Regions from separate parts of the Mus musculus genome. Here region 1 is linked to region 2. Evidence: chromatin loops called from intact Hi-C (ENCODE). Cell type or tissue: gastrocnemius. All regions are shown on one strand. Each heading gives the region's core, and the rest is flanking DNA. Links, peaks and the distances in the headings are about the cores only.

What was found. A loop is a pair of places that touch in the nucleus more often than their neighbours do. Peaks named below come from ENCODE experiments on the same cell type or tissue, not always from the same donor. Only the 100,000 strongest peaks of a DNase experiment are listed, where the experiment ranks them.
Region 1: a loop joins it to region 2, with 1.8 times the contacts of the local background. A loop is called at or near these places in 3 of 42 quality-filtered maps.

The regions. Positions count from the first base shown.
Region 1 is chr2:31,063,886-31,069,259 of GRCm38, forward strand. The region is part of intron 6 of Fnbp1 (formin binding protein 1); the gene reads right to left. Among named protein-coding and RNA genes, the nearest start is that of Gm39786, 70 kb to the left of the region's middle. In gastrocnemius, for the core only: no CTCF peak of the experiment used is centred there; DNase peaks (open chromatin) are centred at 2,348, 3,211, 3,487, 4,190 and 1 more place; H3K4me3 peaks cover 270 bases; H3K27ac peaks cover 1,200 bases.
Region 2 is chr2:31,116,699-31,122,072 of GRCm38, forward strand. All of the region lies in intron 1 of Fnbp1 (formin binding protein 1), which reads right to left. Among named protein-coding and RNA genes, the nearest start is that of Fnbp1, 23 kb to the right of the region's middle. In gastrocnemius, for the core only: no CTCF peak of the experiment used is centred there; DNase peaks (open chromatin) are centred at 3,063 and 3,359; H3K27ac peaks cover 3,068 bases.

The DNA.
Region 1 (5,374 bases), core at 82-5,081, 53 kb before region 2:
CTCCAAGAATAAACTAACATATTGAAAAAAAAGAGAGAGAGGATTTTACTACATAAACCAGGCTGGCCTTGAACTCAGAGGCCTGCTTGCCTCCTGAGATCTGGGGTTAAAGGTGTACCCATGTCATTAAGTCTGCCCCGTTGTTTGGCATTTGAAGTAAATTGGAAAGGTTTCCAAGTACAGGGGCACCTCACGAACAGCTGTCCTCTTTTGTTCTACGAAACAGTAGAGTCCTTTTCTGGCCACATTGTGATGTGTGATTAAAAAGTAGGTTGTGCTGGGCGTTGGTGGTGCACGCCTTTAGTCCCAGCACTTGAGAGGCAGAGGCAGGCAGATTTCTGAGTTCGAGGCCAGCCTGGTCTACAAAGTGAGTTCCAGGACAGCCAGGGCTATACAGAGAAACCCTGTCTCCAAAAACCAAAAAAAAAAAAAAAAAAAAAAAAGTAGGTTGTATGTGACAAACTGCTCACTGGCTAGAAGGGGAGCCATCCCCAGTATTTCCCAAAGCCAGTTTGTACCAGAGAAGGTCAGCCACAGCCAGTCACTGGTTGGTAGTCATGCATGGGTTCTGATCCTCTATAGCAGTGGTGCAATATCAGAGAGCCCGCACATCAGATATTTACATTACAGCTCATAACAGCAGCGAAATTATGGTTGTGGAGTAACAATTTCGCGATTAGGGTTCTCCACAACATGAGGCACTCACTGTGTTAAAGGGGTGAAGCATCAGGAAGGTTGAGAACCACTGCACTCTCTAGCTTTGAGACTCAGCGAAGCCCTAACAACAAAAGAGGCTTGATTTCTTTCCATGGCAACACCTAAGGGGACACCGCACAACCAACCCTTCAAAAATTGAGGGAGCTGGGCTACAAATTCTTCTCACCTCTCACCAATTGACTAACACTCCTTCAAGGATCTCAACAACTCACTGCAGGAAAACAAGCACTTCCACAAAAGTGCAGAAACTTCTCTCTGAGAGTTTCCAGAATCCCAAACCATGGGGTAAGGGCTGGCAAGATGGCTCGGTGGGTAAAGGCGCCTGTTGCTAAGCCTGATGCCTGAGGTCCATTCCAGGGTCTCACATAAAGAAAGGAGAGAACCAACAATACTTGTCGTCATGAACACACACACACACACACACACACACACACACACACACACACACACAGGATAACGAGGGAAAGCTTTGGACCACGGTGGATAGTATAACAGGCAGTCTCCTCCCAGCTCTAGGTTCCATTTGCAGTGCATCCTGGGACGACAGAGGGCCCATGTGACCCTCACTCAGGTAAGACCACAAGTTGGAAGCCTTGCCATCGTCCATGTGACTTTAGTGAGGTTGAAAAAGTGGTACACTGACCTTCAGCCAGACTTGACAGTCTTGGAGACAGAAAAATGCCGATCAATCAGAACTCTTTTTATGCCCATGGCCACCCTCAGGACTTCAGCCTTTTCCTGTGTCATGATGACCCTGAGTACTGTCACCAACTCCTGGTGATTGACAGAACCAACCTAAGCTGCATCTTCTCATCTGTTGTCCCATGGCACTTGTGACAGCCAGGGAAGGGGACAGCCTTGTTTGCTTTGATACAGGATATTAGGAATAAAAGCAAGCTAGGGGCCTTGTGGCACATGCTTTTAATCCCAGAACTCAAGAAGCAGAAGTAGGGGATCTCTGTGAGTTCAAGGCCAGCCTGGTGTACTAAGTGAATTTCAGGACCGCTAGGGCTACATAGTGAGATCCTGTCTCAAAGCACAAACCATTCTCTGCTCTTGCAGAGGACCCAAGTTCCCAGAATCCCACATAGTAGCTCATAGTTATCCTTAACTCCAATTCCAGGGGGTTCAATGCTCTTTCTGGCTTCCATGACCACACATGTAGGCAAAGCACTCATACACATACAATGAAAAGAAATAATTTTAAAAAATTATAAAGATCCAGCTGGGTGGTGGCAGAGGCAGGGGGATGTCTGTGTTTGAGGTCAGCCTGGTCTACAGAGCTAATGTCAGGACAGTCTGAACAGTTATAGTTTCAGGAGTAGGCAGAAAAGCCCTGTCATGAAAAACCAAACAAATCCAGAAAATTATAAAAACCCTATCTTTTATTACCAAAAGTTTGAGGCTTGGGGCAATTGGTAAAGACCACCTTAGGAAGCCCAGTGGTCAGAGCGAGCACTGGCTTCTCAACATCGTCGCTCTGCATGGGTCGGTTTGTCAGGAAGGCCTGGGCTGGGGTTTACATTGCAAGAAGAGGCAGCTCACACTGCCCCTCATCGCCCTGCCTGGGGTAGGGCTCCATGGAGCATCGGCTCAGGCTGCTCAGACCCTGCAGTGCTTGGCAGTCTGTCCCTGGAACTGGCAGATGGGCCTGACTTCCCTGCAAGGGAGGCCGTTGGGGAATCCAGCAGGGTCTCTGGATTCTGGCACTCCTCAAATTCCTTGTGCCAAGAGAAAGGTAAACTCAGAAGTGTAATAGTGGGGGTCAGTTAGCCTTTCTCCACCCTGCATTCGTTTTCTTGGGATGACCACAACAACAACAACAACAACAACAACAACAACAACAAGGGGTCGTTGAAAATAACTTGTTTACAGGATGTTTTTCTTATCTGTCTGTTTTGTTCTATTTAAATAGGACCTCACACCAGAGCTCTAGCTGGCCTGGAGCTCCTTATGTATCCCAGACTGGCCTCAAATTCACAGCAATCCTCCAGCCTCAGTCTCCTGAGTGCTGGGATCACAGACATGCACACTATAGCCAACATTAAACTTAGAGTTTGTGTAGTTTATAAAGTAACACATTCCTGCCCATCCCAACTGCCGAGTCTGTCTGTCTGTCTGCTGTCTGTCTGATGCGGCCAGGAAAGAGAGCAGGACATACAGGCCACCAGATACTAATCATGTGATAGGATGTTAGTAACATAGCACAGTATTACCTGTTTTCTAGGCACTTCTACCTCAAAAGATACAAACCCACAGATGATCCCAGGATACCCTAACCAATAAAGCGAAAGCTCTCTAGATCTGCTGACACTTAGGGGCTGGCCAGAATGACTCTAGGCCAGCCTCCGGCCAGCAAGCAACTGCGAACATATTTGATTGATTTGACTACTTATTTTTAATTTCGCGGCAGACCCCCCTGACTGCCTAGGCTGGCCCCCAGCTCCTTGTGTAGCTGAAGATGACCTTGAACAGCAGGGCTTGCCTGACTGCAGGCAGGCTGCGACGGCAGCTTGTGCTTCATGCAACTCAGAGCAATCCGGGCTGCTAGGCAAGCAAACCCTTTAAGGACTCAACTGCCTATCCAGCCCCAAAATGTTCACTACAGGTACCCTACAAACCAGGCCTAGAATGGACCACTCCTACAATCCCAGCATTTGGGGCGCGGCGGCGCGCGCGGGGGGAGGGGGGCACTAAGATCATGAGACTCCGTCTCAACAAACAACAAGCCAAAAGAAAAGAGCTAGCTAGTGCACTGGCTTTATTCAACAGCTAGTAATTTGAACTGATAATTGGAAACTAGGGCTGGAATTTGGCTCAGGGCCTGCTTCGCATGCACAAGGGTTAGATCAGTCTCTGCATTAATAAGTAAACAGATAAACAGAACCCAATGTCCAATCTGGTTCAAAAAGAATAATGTGGGCTAGGTGTGGTGTAACACACCTTTAATCCCAGCACTCAGGAAGCAGAAGCAAGAGGATCTCGGTGAGTTTGAGGCTAGCCTGGTCTACAAAGTGAGTTCCAGGCTAGCCAAGGATACACAGTGAGACCATGTCTCAGAATAACAACATAATAATGATGATGAAAAAAAATTAATGAAAAGAAATGAAAGCTTCATAGCTTTATATAATGTTTTAAAGACGTCAAAACTATATTTTAAGATTTATTTTTAATTGTGTGTGTGAGGGGGAGAGCAAGTGAGTGCAGCTGTCTGTGGAAGCCAGAAGAGAGTCGGATGCCCTGGAGGTGGAATTGTAGGTGGTTGTGAGCCTCCTGATGTGGGTGGTGAGTCCTCTGCAAGAGCAGCAAGTGTCCTTAAGCTTTCTCTTCAGCTTCTAAAGCACACCCAATGCACACTCAACCGGGATCAAACCTACTAACACACACACACACACACACACACACACACACACACACACACACACACACAAGCTGTACCACAAGCTAGCGGTGTGGTGCATGCCTTTAATCCCAGCACTCAGGAGCCAGAGACAGGCGGATCTCTGCCAGCCTGGTCTACAGAGCGAGGTCAGCCAGAGCTGCACAGAGAAACCCTGGGTGGGGGTGGGGGTGGGGAGCTGTACCTCAATGCTAGTCCACCGGCATGAACAATATTTATAGCCTAATTGAATTATTAAGGAATATCATCCTTTGTCCGAGTCAGAGGTTGGAGAGGCAAGCTTGCCTCTGAGGACCGGCTCTGTGAAGCCAGCAGAGGGGGGAGGGGCAGGAACAAGGGAGAAGAAGCCAGTCTTTGTCCTGTCATGTGGTGGTGTAAGTGGCATTGTTGAACTTTTCCAGCAAAGGGTTGCATCTAGAATACATTTTCAACTTCAAAACTAAGAGACAATTTCTATTCAGTCAGAGTGCTGGGAGCTGGTGTTGGGAACGGCTAGGCCAAGGGCTTGCCAAACAATGCAGTCTGTCTGGGATAAATTATGAGGCAGTGAAAACACAAAACAGAAAAAACTTCAAAATAAGTTAACCAAAGAAATATGCCTGAACTATTCCAGCAATTTCCTCAAGTTGTTTTTTTTTTTTTTTTCTTTCCAGTCTTACAGAGTTCCAGTCCCAGGACTGCGGGTTACTCTGGTGCACAGTCATTGAAATAGGAGAAAGCAAAACAAAAAAACCCAAAACAGAAAGACAGCAAATGAGACCAGGATCTCCATCCGGAGGCCATTCACTTGCTAAACAGGGCTATAAAAGGCTTTCTGTTGCCCCGTACCCCAGTTACCCAAAGTAGAATTCAAAATCTCTGTTAACTCAAGCAGAAAGGCAGCTTCTGCGAGCTGCACAGGCTGTGCAGTCTCCTGTCCAGAGAGGAGACCGGAAACAGTCCTGGTGTGAGCTCACACTCGCCGTGGTAATGAGTCACGGTCCCTAGGACGAGACCGTGCTCCCCCCCACCCCCTGGCTTCTACACTGCCATTGCAGCAGTCAGGAGTGTTTTCATCATGGGGTGTTTGAAACTGATATCTCACTATGTAGCTAGCCCTTGGTAGCCTGGAATGGAACTTTCCATGGAGACCAGGCTGGCCTCGAACTCACAGACACCCGCCTGCCTCTGTCTCCTGAGGGCTGGGACTCCACTCCCTCCACCTTTTCTCAACAGCCAACTCCACCCAGGGCCCCCAAAGCTCCCAACACCCATTGC
Region 2 (5,374 bases), core at 109-5,108:
ACTGCATAATCCAGCTGTGGTGGTATTCCTAGCACTGGGAGGTGGAGAGAGAAGGGTCAGCACTTCAAAGTCATGGTCTCAGCGGTTAAAAGCACCCGAGGCCCTACCAGAGGTCCCAGGTCTGATTCCCAGCACCCAAGTGGCAGCTCTCAGCCATCAGCCATGGGTAACTCTAGTTCCAGGGAATTCGATGTGCTCTTCTGGCCTCCACAGGTACCAGGCAAGCACGTGTGGCAGACATAAATGTTCAAGGCTAGTTGGGAATACAGGAAACTATCCTTAGAATCCAGAGCATCTAGCTTATGAAGAAAGTTATCCACTGAGCTATCTCCTGGTCCTTGGACATGACAGTTGTGAATAGGGCAGATGATGGACAGACACTAGCTGCCTGGCAACACACCATCCTCCGAAGCACCGCCTCCTTTCTAATTTCATGTCTTCGTGGCTTTCTTTGAAGGTAGGCATCAAGAAGTTATTTCCATGCTGAAAATTCCTAAACACACACCTTTAGTCCCAGCAATCAAGAGGCAGAGGCAGGCAGATATTCGAGTTCAAGGCCAGCCAGGAGGAAACTGTCCACAAAACCAAATAAATCCTTGTGTAAAAGTTGACCAGAGCTGGGGAGATGGCTCAGTGGCTCCGAGTGCTTGCACAGCAAGCATGGGAACCGAGCTTGGAGCCCCATCACTGAGTGGAACGTGAAGCAGGGCCACTGCATGTGTCCCTGGTACCCCAACCCTGAGGTGTGTGGTAGGGGGTTAGGATGGCTGCTGGGCTTCCTGGCTGGCTGCTAGCCTTGCTGGAAAACAGCAAGCTCCAGGTTCACTGAGGCCCTGCCCTGAGATGATGAGGCAGAGTTTTAGAGCAAGATAACCAATATCTTCCTTGGTCCTTCATGTGTTCATATGGGTGTGCAGTTTCATAAACACATGTTCCCATACACACACACGAATATGCTTGGCCTGGAGAGTGACACTATTAGGAGGTGTGGTCTTGTTGGAGAAAGTGTGTCACTGTGGGGGTAGGCAGTGAGACCCTCCTCCTAACCATGTGAGAGCCAGTCTTTTCCTAGCGGCCTTCAGGTGAAGATGTTGAACTCTCAGTTCCTCCTGCACCATGCAAGCCTGGATGCTGCCATGTTCCCACCTTGATGATAATGGACTGAACCTCTGAACCTATAAGCCAGCCCCAATTAAATGTTGTCCTTATAAGACTTGCCTTGGTCATGGTGTCTGTTCACGGTGGTGAAACCCTAATACACACACACATGCCAATCGAGGGTTGAGGAAGTGCTTCAGGTTCTAGAGTGCTTGTGTAGCACACAAAGAGCCCTGGGCCCCATCCCAGTGTTTCATAGCCTGGGTGCCAAAGCCCATAATCCTAGGACCAGGCATGTGGAGCTGGGAGAATCAAAAGTTCTTTTTGTTTGTTTGTTTTGTTTTGTTTTTTTGTTTTTTTTTGGAGACAGGGTTTCTCTGTGTAGCCCTGGCTGTCCTGGAACTCACTCTGTAGACCAGACTGGCCTCGAACTCAGAAATCTGCCTGCCTCTGCCTCCCAAGTGCTAGGATTAAAGTCGTGTGCCACCACTACCAGGCTTGAATCAAAAGTTCTTAGTCATCCTCTTCTAGGGAGGCAGGGGTGAGTCAAACTGTTCCATTTTTTTCCCCAGAGAAAAGCCAACAGGAGCTGGCAGCTAGGGAGACTTTCTGAATTGTTTTCATACATGGCCTTCCTGGGTTTGACAGTGACTCCGAATGTAGGTCACATCTGTGGCATGATTTAAGAAGCATTTTAGGTCACTTTTTTTTTTTTTTTTTGGGCTGGTGTTTCATTTTGTTTTTTTGTTTTTTTGTTTTTTTGTTTTTTTTTTTTTTGAGGCATGTTTCTGTAGCCCTGGTTGTGCTGGAACTCACTCTGTAGACCAGGCTGGCTCGAACTCAGAGATCCGCCTGCCTCTGCTTCCCAAGTGCGGGAATTATAGGGAAGTTCCAGAACAGTCAGGATTCCACAGAGAGGAGATCCTGTTTCAATAAATCATTTTTTATGGCCAGTCTTGTAATTTGCTCTGATATTTAGCACAAATCAGTGAGCGAGATTTCCAATCAGATAACCACGGCTGCTCCATCTGGAACCCAAATCTGCCTTAAAAATTCTGACTTGGCTGGTATTAACTGGAAGGAAGTGAGTTACCCCACAGGCTTATTTTTGTTGTTCATTTTGGTCTTTGAGGGGGGTGGCCTGACAAACAGAAGAAACCTCAAGATTTTCAAGTGGTCAGATGGGCACATTACTGACTTCATCTATACAAACATGGGACTGTTTTCACAAGACCTCAATAGATTTTAAAAACAAAAACAAAATAAAACAAAAAACCAAAAACCCCAACTGCTATCGAGATTCAGGGAGTGAGGCTGCTGGGCTGTGGTTTTCATCGAAGTTCCCAATCTGAATACTAAGAGGGGAAGCCCTGTGAATCAATGCCTGTGTGATACAAGCCACACCAGTGGGGTGACTCTGTCCCCAAGGCAGAATGACTCGTTCATTCCCATGCCAACCGTACATCAACAATACATCCAAATAGGTACTTTGGGGACCTGCAAGATGGCCCAGCAGGCTAAGGAACTCACTGCCAAGCCTAATGACCCGAGTTCAATCCCAAGACCCACGTGGTAGAAGGGGAGAACCAATTCCCACAAGTTTTCTTCTGACCTCTACACACACCCACAAAGGACATCCATACATAAAATAAAATGTAAACTCGCAAACAAAAGACAGATACTCTGTGGCCTGGGAGATGCTTGACCAGCAGCCACAAAGTTTTCAGTTCAGTCCTTAGCACCCCATAAAACCAGACATGGCGGAGCAGGCCTGTAGTTCCAGCACTGGAGAGATAGAGGAGAACTGTGGGTTCAAGGTCCCCTCAGCCACATAATCAATAGCTACCCATGGGGGTCTTACTGCTGTTGGTTTTTGTTCTTAAAGAGATTTAGTTGTGTGGCCCCATGCCCATTTTCCATGATGCTGGAGATAGAAGTCAGGGAGCCGTGCCCACCAGGGGAGCAAGGTCAGATGAGCTGCTTTCCTATAAACAAGTGGAAATCCATGCGTATCTGGTAGTACTTTGAGTTAGTTTCCCTAACAGAGGACATCCGCCCTGAGTCTGTCTGACTGAACCAGCATCCACCACCCATCCTAGTTTGTATTCTCTTGGTGTTCCTGTAGCCCAGGGATGAAGGGCTAAAAGCGGCCTGCCACTTGAAAAGATGGCAGCGTTTCAAAGTCCTAGAGCATTCATCTCCTGCGAGTCTGGTAAGGCATTCAGAGGGAGTGCAGGGAAACCGCTGCTCCAGCTGGACCGCACCCCTGCTGAGCTGGCAGGGCACCCCAGTCGCTGTGCCCACGGGTAACCTGTGGTACAGCTAGCTCAGTTCTCCGCGCTTGAGTTTCATGGTGGTGCGGGCCAGTGTAAGTGTGTCGGAAACAGAAATGTTAAAATGATTGTGTTGCTGTGTTCAAGGGGCACTGTTTGCGAGAGCAGAGAGGAAAAGGAAAGCCTGCTACAGAAGCGGTCAGAGGGTGATTGGGTTCGATGAGAAGGGATCTGCTGGGCTAGGGAGATAGCGAAGGGGAGTTCTGAGCACTGGCTGCTCTTGCAGAGGACCTGCAGCCTATAATGCTAATACTTGGGGGCTGGGGGGCGGGGGGGGGGGGATCAGGAGCTCGAGGCAATCTTTAGCTACTTAACAAGTTCAAGGCTAGCTTGGGCAACATGAGACCTTGCCTCAAAAACATGAGATAAAATAATAACAATCTAAAAAATAAAAATAGAAAAGCACTAAGCAGGTTGGGTAGAGTACTTTCCAGCCTCTGAGAGGTCTCAGGTTTGATCCTCAGCAAGGAAAATCAGACGAAAATGACAAGAAGCCCAAAATAAGGACCTCCAAAAATCACATCAAACTACAGGCTATTTTCCCCAGTCTATTTCTGATATAACATAAAACTAGGGGCTGGTGAGATGGCTCAGTGGGTAAGAGCACCCGACTGCTCTTCCGAAGGTCCAGAGTTCAAATCCCAGCAACCACATGGTGGCTCACAACCATCCGTAACAAGATCTGACTCCCTCTTCTGGTGTGTCTGCTTCTGGTGTGTCTGAAGACAGCTACAGTGTACTTACATATAATAATAAATAAATAAATCTTTAAAAAAAAAAAAATAAAATAAAACTAGACATTCAGAATAGATGGATTCTAGATAGTGAAAACCATGATAGCCATTTCTAGAAATCTCATCTTGGAGAATCTGAAGAGAGGTTCCCTGTGGGTTCCCACAGCACCCTGCCCACCCAAACACAATAATGTGTTTGTGGAATTGACCTGGACCACAGGCAAACTGTGTGGCGTGCCTAGTCCATCTAACTGTAGTGGTTTTAAAACAGAACCAGAGGTCTACTCGGCCAAGCACTGTAATTACAATAAGGCAGAAAAATGTCAATCCCGGACATACCACACATGCCATACAGTGAACGCCATTATCTGAGCTTTAGCTCCCATCCCCCATGCTGGTTTTAGTAGTAGTAGTAGTAGTAGATCAATTAACAGCTGCTTTGATAGAACTTAACTTCCATGGAGAGGAATTCCTTTCCCTTCGTCCAGCTCCATCCATGTGTATTCTTAAATAGCATCAGCTCAGCCCTTCCAACCTATTTAGCAACAGAGTCTAGCAACAAGAGTCCTCTGCAGTTCATTAAACAGGGCCCTAAACAGGGCCATAGTCCTTCTAGCGCCTGGGAGGAACTCCCCGGACTCCGCCTCCAGCTGAAGATCAGCTGTCTCCTGCAGCATTCACCTTGGCTCTTAAATTTCTGAAGACAGAGGAGTGTCTCAGATTAGCCCTTTGACATTACAGCCACAACCAAAATGCCCCAGGCCAAGCTGTCTTGTATGTGTGTATGTGTGTGTGTGTGCATGTATGTGTGTGTAAATGAAAGTGGAGGTCAGAGGTTAGCATCAGCTATCTCCCCTGACCGCTTACTACTTGGGACTTTATTTTTACTGAGGCAGGGTCTTTTGTTGAACACAAAGCTTAATGATTTTGCTGTTCTTGTTAACCAGCTTGCCCTGGAAATCCTGTCTCTACCTCCCAAGATAGAATTACAGGAATGTGAACATGCCTGGCCTGGCTTGTCTCTCAACATTATATTATATTATATTATATTATATTATATTATATTATATTATATGTATTTACTGTGTATGTTTGTGGACATGGCACAGTGCTTATGTGAAGGTCAGAGGGTAACGTATGGGATTAGGCTCTCTGTCCATCATGTGGGTCCAGGGGCTCAGACTCAAGTCAGCGCAGGTTTGGCAGCAA